Regions from separate parts of the Homo sapiens genome. Here region 1 is linked to region 2. A link is an interaction called in ENCODE POLR2A ChIA-PET data of the cell type or tissue named here. Cell type or tissue: Panc1. All regions are shown on one strand.

What was found. ChIA-PET counts read pairs that join two places held together with the same protein. Peaks named below come from ENCODE experiments on the same cell type or tissue, not always from the same donor. Only the 100,000 strongest peaks of a DNase experiment are listed, where the experiment ranks them.
Region 1: POLR2A ChIA-PET joins it to region 2 with 5 read pairs; 3 of 35 experiments call an interaction of 5 or more read pairs at or near these places.

Annotation. Positions count from the first base shown.
Region 1 is chr18:48,955,457-48,959,456 of GRCh38, reverse strand. No RefSeq gene overlaps it. Among named protein-coding and RNA genes, the nearest start is that of SMAD7, 6.5 kb to the right of the region's middle. RefSeq lists enhancers at 1-38, 39-832. In Panc1, no CTCF peak of the experiment used is centred here; no DNase peak of the experiment used is centred here; H3K27ac peaks cover 822 bases.
Region 2 is chr18:49,430,758-49,434,757 of GRCh38, reverse strand. The region is part of intron 1 of DYM (dymeclin); the gene reads left to right. Among named protein-coding and RNA genes, the nearest start is that of DYM, 28 kb to the left of the region's middle. In Panc1, no CTCF peak of the experiment used is centred here; no DNase peak of the experiment used is centred here.

The DNA.
Region 1 (4,000 bases), 480 kb after region 2:
CAGGAACTTGGAGCTGCCCAGTTGAGTGGCTGGAAGCTGGAATGAAGAACTTGTCTGCAACATGGCCAGTGAGAAATAACACCAGGACCCATCAGGGTCCATCTGGGTTAGGCTCAACACTGATTTCCTTGCTTTGCTGTCTTTAAAATCAATTTTTTAGTACCTGTAGGGATCAGCCAACTGTATGTCTCACCGTCTATACGATAATGGCAAATAATAATTTTTTGTTGTTGGCATTTGAGAGCATTATTTAAGTACCCCCATTACTGAGGCATCTCAGCCAACTTCCCTGCTGAGGGTACTTCCCTTCCACTTGTCTTAAAACTGGCACAACTTCCTAACATGAACCAGTTTGACTCAAGTAAGGCCTGCTCTTGATCTGAGGGGTGGAGATCGTGGCGATCTCTATAGTTATTTGAGGAGAAACTTCTCTGTAACCGTAGACGATCTAGTGTTTTTCCTCCAATGTTTTCTACAGAGAAAACTGCCTTCTGAGGGAGATGCCCTCCCAGACCACCCACTGCAGGGACCTCACTTTCATCACTGACTTCCTATGGCTTGGGAGTGTTTATAAAGTTATACACTTAAGTGATAAGTGTGGCTTGGGTATTGAAAAGTTAGCTCAAAGAAAACAAAATTTCGTTCCTTTTTTTTCTGTCACTTAGGCTGGAGAGCAGTGGTGCAGTCTTAGCTCACTGCAGCCTCTACCTCAGGGTCTCAAGTGATCCTCCCACCTCAGCCTCCAGAGTAGCTGGGACTACAGGCACGCACCACCACCCCCAGCTAATTTTTGTATTATTATTATTATTATTATTATTATTATTATTGAGATAGAATCTCTCTCTGTCACCCAGGCTGGAGTGCAGTGGCGCAGTCTGGGCTCACTGCAACCTCTGCCTCCCGGGTTCAAGCGATTCTCCTGCCTCAGCCTCCTGAGTAGCTGGAATTACAGGTGCCAGCCACCACGCCCAGCTAATTTTTGTATATTTAGTAGAGACAGGGTTTCACCATGTTGGTCAGGCTGGTCTCGAACTCTTGACCTCAGGTGATCCACCTGCCTCAGCCTCCCAAAGTGCTGGGATTACAGGCGTGAGCCACCACGCTTGGCCATAATTTTTGTATTTTTTGTAGGGACGAGTTCCCACTATGTTGCCCAGGCTGGTCTCCAACTCCTGGGCTCAGGCAGTCCTCCCACCTCAGCTGTCCAAAGTGCTGGGATTACAGGCGTGAGCCATCACACCAGGCATTGTTCCAGGTGTGGTGGCTCATATTTGTAATCCTTTCTTTTTTTTTTTTCTTTTTGATAGGACAATTAGGACTCTGATCACCTTTGCCTGGCTAGTCAACTCAGCTAATCTAGTCTAAAATATTTCTTCCTTTGGGAAACCTTTTGAGGCCTCTCCCAGACAGAATGAGTCCCTTGACTTTCTGTTCTTAGAGCCAGTGCCTCCATTCTTGCTGCTGGGGTAACACTGATCCCATTTCATGAGAGTTTGTGGCTCTCCTAGACTGTGGACTTCTTGAGGGCAAAGGCTGATTAATCCTCACATTTATAACCCTCAGAGGTCTCTCCTGGATCCTGACTCCAATCAGCTCTGAATCAGTGCTGGCTAAATGAATTGAAAATCATGTGAACACGTTTCTGTTCCAAAAAGCAAAGCTCTCATTTTCTCAGATTGGGCAGGCTCCTTCCTGTGCCTGTGTCATCCTGACAGCCGTATTTATCTTTTTTTTTTTGAGATGGAGTCTCACTCTGTCGCCCAGGCTAGAGTGCAGTGTGGTGATCTCAGCTCACTGCACCCTCGGCCTCCTGGGTTCAAGTGATTCTCCTGCCTCAGCCTCCCAAGTAGCTGGGATTACAGGAGCATGCCACCACGCCTGGCTAATTTTTTTGTATTTTTAGTAGAAATGGAGTTTCACCATGTTGGCCAGGCTGGTCTCAAACTCCTGACCTCAAGTGATCTGCCCGCCTTGGCCTCCCAAAGTCCTGGGATTACAGGCGTGAGCCACTGCGCCCGGCCCTGACAGCAGTATTTATTAGGCTGTCCATCCCAGGTTAGGACTTGCACCTGACTGATATCTGGAATGACTTTTGATTAGGATGGGCATGTTTCCTCGCTGACTCTGGCCAGGCTCATGACGAAGCAGCCTCCACCCTTGCTGTCTGGGATGAGACATTGGCCTCTGTTGTTACCAGCCTCTTCCTGTAGCAACTGCCTCACAGAGAGAGAAGCTGTCTATAGCATCATTTCCACGTGGGACCTTGCCAACTTGTCCTTTTCTACAAGGACATCAGAACAACGAATTTCAGGAAATGAGAAAAGCAAGCAGAGATTTGAAAACAATTTAAATCTGTTTATTTTTGAATAAGTAACACATTCACACGGTTCACAATTCAAAAGGTACAAAATTATACAGAGTAAAATTCCCCTCCCAGTTCTGTTCTTCAGCTGTCCAGGGGCCCTCCTTGGAGGAAACGGCATCTAAATGTGACTGTAGATTTGAATGTCTCTATTGTCCTCACTCTTTACCTTTTCTGGATGTTTCTCATCTCCTCCATAGCAACATTCATTTCATCCTGCCCCCATTCCAATCCCTGATACCTAGTTGCATGCTCTGGATAGGCACCTGGCAAATGTTGGGGATCAGCTGACAGCTTGTCTGTAATCCAAGAATATTTGTGGAGTCCGGGCTTATAGTATTTTTGTTTGATAGTGAATTAGATGCATTTTCATTCACTTATGTTCCTGTTCTTCCAAGAGAAGCCAAGAAGCGTTGATTGTCCCATCAGCCTTCCTTGTACTGTCTTCTTTTCATAAGCCATCACTTCCATTTGTATTGTTGCCAGTTGTGCATGGTTTAGGGCTCACTCACACATTTTTCAGGGGATGATTGTGCAAGAAATGTTGATGTTTTCCAGTACTTTTTTGGTCTCCTCAATGGTTTCTTCTTTTGGCTTGTGCAAGAAAAAAATCTTTACCCCTGTCCTCACTCCCATCAACACACATCCATACATGCTTTGGGGCCTCTCTCTGCCCTTCTCTTCTGGAATCCACTGACAATGAGCAAAGAACTGAAAGGCAGAATCCTGTCTTCTCTAGACAGGCACTTTTCAGCTTTTACTTATCATTGTTTTGAGGTGTCAAGAGTTTTGGAGATTTTTTTCCCCTCCTCTTTCTCTCTCAAGTCAGGCCCCTCCAGAAGCCTGCCTCTCCCCTTGGCAGGTGTGGAGAATTCACCTGCTTTTTCGGTCACTTCCTGTGCACTCTACTGCCTTCCCTGGCTGCTCAGAAAACATGGGCCTTGGAGCAACTTCCCTCGACTTCCTCTCTCCTCTAGATTCCTAGCCAGCAGCCGGTCAAGAGGCAGCCCCACAGTCCTCTGGGCGGCAGTGGCCGGTGATTAAGTAGCCAGGTCTTTAGCTGATTCCATCCTTGTTTGTCATAACTCTGCTGCAAGTTATTTTGGTCTCTGTGACTTGTGGCGGCACCATGATTAGGGTTTGATTACTATCACCAAAGCGACTAAAAGATGAAAATAGAAGCCACAACAGGAAATAAACAACTGCAAATGAGCTATTTTATTCCATATTCCCTGCCAGCAAATGATTAGAATCAAACTCATTCACAATAGTTTGGTGAACTCTTAAACTTTTTTCTTAAGGGTCAGAATAGTCTGAAACTGCGTGTTTGTTGGCCTCCTTTGTGCCTGTGGAAGGGAAAGAAAGAAACTACCTTTCTAGGCACACCAGCCTGCTGGGAATTCCTCTACTGCCAGGCTTCTGGCTTCTTTCTTGGAGAGGAGAGGGATAAGAATGTGATGGGGTGGGGCTATCAGGAAAGCTGGGATGTTAACTGATTCAGGGGATGCCAGGGAGCTATAAAGCAGCACCAATCATTGTAGCTACTTGCTCAGCACCGCACCCAGCTTCTACCTAGGGTAGCAAAATGGAAGAGGAAAGCCGTGTAGAGAGGGGTGACACCTGAATTAATACACCTAC
Region 2 (4,000 bases):
CTGTCCTCAAGTGATCCTCCTGCCTCAGCCTCCCGAGTTGCTGTGATTACAGGCGTGATCCACTGTGCCTGGCCAGAAAATATTTTATTTTTAATCAAAGTAGTATATGGATGTGATTTTGAAAAGTCAACTAATATGACAAACTTAATATAAAAAACTGCTCTACCACCCTCCCCACTCCAGAGTCCTTTTCCACAGGGGTGGCCACTTTCTTTTTCTTTTTTGTTTTGTTTTTTTGAGATGGAGTTTAGCTCTTATTGCCCAGGCTGGAATGCAATGGTGCAGTCTTGGCTCACTGCAACCTCCGCCTCCCAGGTTCAAGTGATTCTCCTGTCTCAGCCTCCCAAGTAGCTGGGATTACAGGTACCTGCCACCATGCCCAGCTAATTTTTGTATTTTTTTTTTTTTTTTGAGATGGAGTCTTGCTCTGTTGCCCAGGCTGGAGTGTAGTGGCAAGATCTCAGCTCACTGCAACCTCCACCTCCCAGGTTCAAGTGATTCCCCTGCCTCAGTCTCCCTAGTAGCTGGGACTACAGGCGTGTGCCACCACACCTGGCTAATTTTTTTTTGTATTTTAGTAGAGACGGGGTTTCACCATGTTGGCCAGGATGGTCTCGATCTCCTGACCTCACGGTCTGCCCGTCTTGGCCTCCCAAAGTGTTGGGATTATAGGCGTGAGCCACCGCGCCCAGCCTAATTTTTGTATTTTTAATAGAGACAGGGTTTCATCCTATTGGTCAGGCTGGTCTCAAACTCCTGTCCTCAGGTGACCCATCCGCCTTGGCCTCTCAGGGTGCTGGAATTACAGGTGTGAGCGACCGCGCCTGGCCACCATTTAAAAATCTATAAGCTGTTGCTTTTTGCTATTTACCTCCTTATTTATTTAATTTGAGACAGAGTTTCACTCTGTCGCCCAGGCTGGATTGCAGTGGCACAATCTCGGCTCACTGCAATCTCCACTTCCCAGGTTCAGGTGATTCTCGTGCCTTAGCCTCCTGAGGAGCTGGGATTATGGGCATGCTCCAACATGCCTAGCTAATTTTTGTATTTTTAGTAGAGACGGGTTTTCACTATGTTGACCAGGTTAGTCTCGAACTTCTGGCCTTAAGTGATCCACCTGCCTCGGCCTCCCAAAATGTTGGGATAATACCACACCTGGCCCTACTTCCTTATTTATAACTAATAAATTTTTACTGTTTTTTGATTTACTAACTTTACATATTTTCTATTGAGCACTACCTATTATGGAAGATGAAGGTTTAGCACTCGTAGACCACCAATCCTGCTGCTGCTTCTGGAATCTTCTCAGTAGAGTTAACTCACAATTTTTGGTTAAATATTTAGTATTTATATCATAGTGATTATATAAATGTTGATTACTGTTGAATTTAGTCGTATACTATGATTACATGACCTTTCTTGAATAACTTGTTTTTCCCAAAGTTTGTAGTCTATACGAAATTATTTACTTTATTCTCCATATAACTATTATTCATTGCTTCCAAATTCTCCTACAGTATTGTAACATTCCACAGAATAAGGTTAGACGCATCAAGTGAACCGTCAGTTCTATGCTTTCTTCTCCTGGTTGATCCGGGAGCTGTTTTGACTCTTGTCCCAGCCTGCTCCATGGCTGTGATTCTCTATACCACTGCCCTGTGTTGGATCCCCTGTTTCTTGAATTTCTTCCTTTTTCTTGGCTTGTTCCCTCATGTGGAAGGAGTACATCTTGTAGCTTCCTTGTAGGTTCCTGGGAGGTCTTTTGAATCTTGGCAAATCAGAAAATGTTTTTATTCTACTTTCAAACTTAATTGGTAGCTTGAAAAGCTATAGATTTCTAGTTAAATTAATTCCTCTTGGCCAGGCTCAGTAGCTCATGCTTGTAATGTCAGCACTGTGGTTGAAGCCAAGGCAGAAAGAGTTCGAGACCAGCCTGGGCAACACAGTGAGACCCCATCTTTACCAAATAACAGAATATTAGCTGGGCTTTGGTGGCATGTACCTGTAGTTCCAGCTACTTAGGAGGCTGAGGCAATGAGGCTCCCTTGAGCCCAGGAGTTTGAGGTTACAATGAGCTATAATCACGCCACTGTACTCCAGCATTGTACTCAGCAACAGAGTGAGGCCCTGTTTCTTAAAAAAAAAAAAAAAAAAAAAATTTTAATGCTGGTACTAGCTATGAATAAATCCATAATATTTTTTGCCAGTTTTAAAATCTTATAAATGAAAGCATACCATATCTATTAGGTAGCTTGCTTTTTTTTTTAAACATTTTATATTTTTGAGATGTATCCATTTAGCTCTGTTTCATTCATTTTCACTAGTGTATTATGTCCCCATATAATTTTGATAGCTTAAAATACTATTGTAAGTTAGGAATTTATATATTTCAGAGAATTTCTTTCTTTCTTTTTTTTTTTTTTTTTTTGAGACAGTCTTGCTCTTGTCGCCCAGGCTGGAGTGCAATGGTGTGATCTTGGCTCACTGCAACCTCTGCCTCCTGGGTTCAAGTGATTCTCCTGTCTCAGCCTCCCTAGTAGCTGGGATTACAGGCATGCACCACCATGCCAGACTAATTTTGTATTTTGAGTAGATCGCCTCAGGTGATCTGCCCGCCTTGGCCTCCCAAAGTGCTGGGATTACAGGCGTGAGCCACAGCGCCCGGCCTTCAGGATATTTCTTTTATAGCATTTTCTAATTGGGCTTAACAAGCCCTACTTTAAGAAATTAAACCTTATGATTAGCTGTCTTAATATAGAGGCTTAATTGAAGCTGAATTATGATTCAGTTGAAGTTGAATTGAGTTATTGGGGCCCCTGTCCCCTTGCAGGAAGGATGAAAGTAGTGGCTAGCCTCAGCTTTAGGGGCAGGCGATGAGGAGCCAGATCAGTATTTCTATCTCAGATTCAGAAGACCCAGCTGTCCATGTGCATCATCGGGGAAGCATCTTGCTCTCAGAATAAGCAGCTCAATCCAGCTCCCAAATTCTGACCGTGGCTTCAGTGCCTTTGTGGAATGAGAAGGGACATGAGGAAGAAAGTGAGTCACTAATACACATTCTCACCTGACCTGAGCCGCCTTTGGTCCCTGAGGCCATGTAGTTTCCTTTCATTGTGATGGTAATTTTAAAATAGTATAATGTATTATTTATCTTATCACCATTTTATTATTCAATGGGAGAACTTTTCTGAACAAATCAAGATAAAACATGATCTAAATCTATGTTAAGTGTGATTTAAGGGAGACAGTGATTCATATTTGTAACTAGTTTTCTTCCCTTAGTGACTGAGAACAACCAATACTGACTTTTGAAGAGCCTCGTGGATACTAATTATTTATTCACTCCCTTGTTCCTTCAACATACTGTTTAGGGAATTTTTTACATGCTAGTCTAGACAGTGGGCATAGACAGATGAATGAGATAATTCCTGTCGTAAAAATGTGCATGGTTTAGGGGAAGAGGCATATCAACTAAAACTGCATATGTGCCCTACAGCAGAATGACAGAAACATTAAATGTGATTCCTTTGTAATTGGGATCTCTTTCACTTGAAGTTGGTAATTCAGGTTTGTCCCTATGACCCCCATAAGTAGAAGTAGCACATGGTAATTACTTGAGCTATGTTCCCTTCCTTGTACATTCAAGCCATCCAGATTTCTGTATTTCTTTGTCACCATTGTTTTGGTTGTAAAACAGCTTCATTTTCAGACTAATTATAAGTTACCATTATTATGATTTTGCTTTGAGACATTTTCTTGGGTAGAGCTATGCCCATCCTAAGATACATGGTACAAGTACAATATAGATTCGGATTTTTGTGTTTGTATTGGCTAAGACAGGTGTTAGCTCCATATTTCTTTTTTTTTTTTTTTTGAGATGGAGTCTTGCTCTGTCGCCAGGCTGGAGTGCAGTGGCGCGATCTTGGCCCACTGCAACTTCTGCCTCCTGGGTTCATGTGATTCTCTTGCCTCAGCCTCTTGAGTAGCTGGGACTACGGGT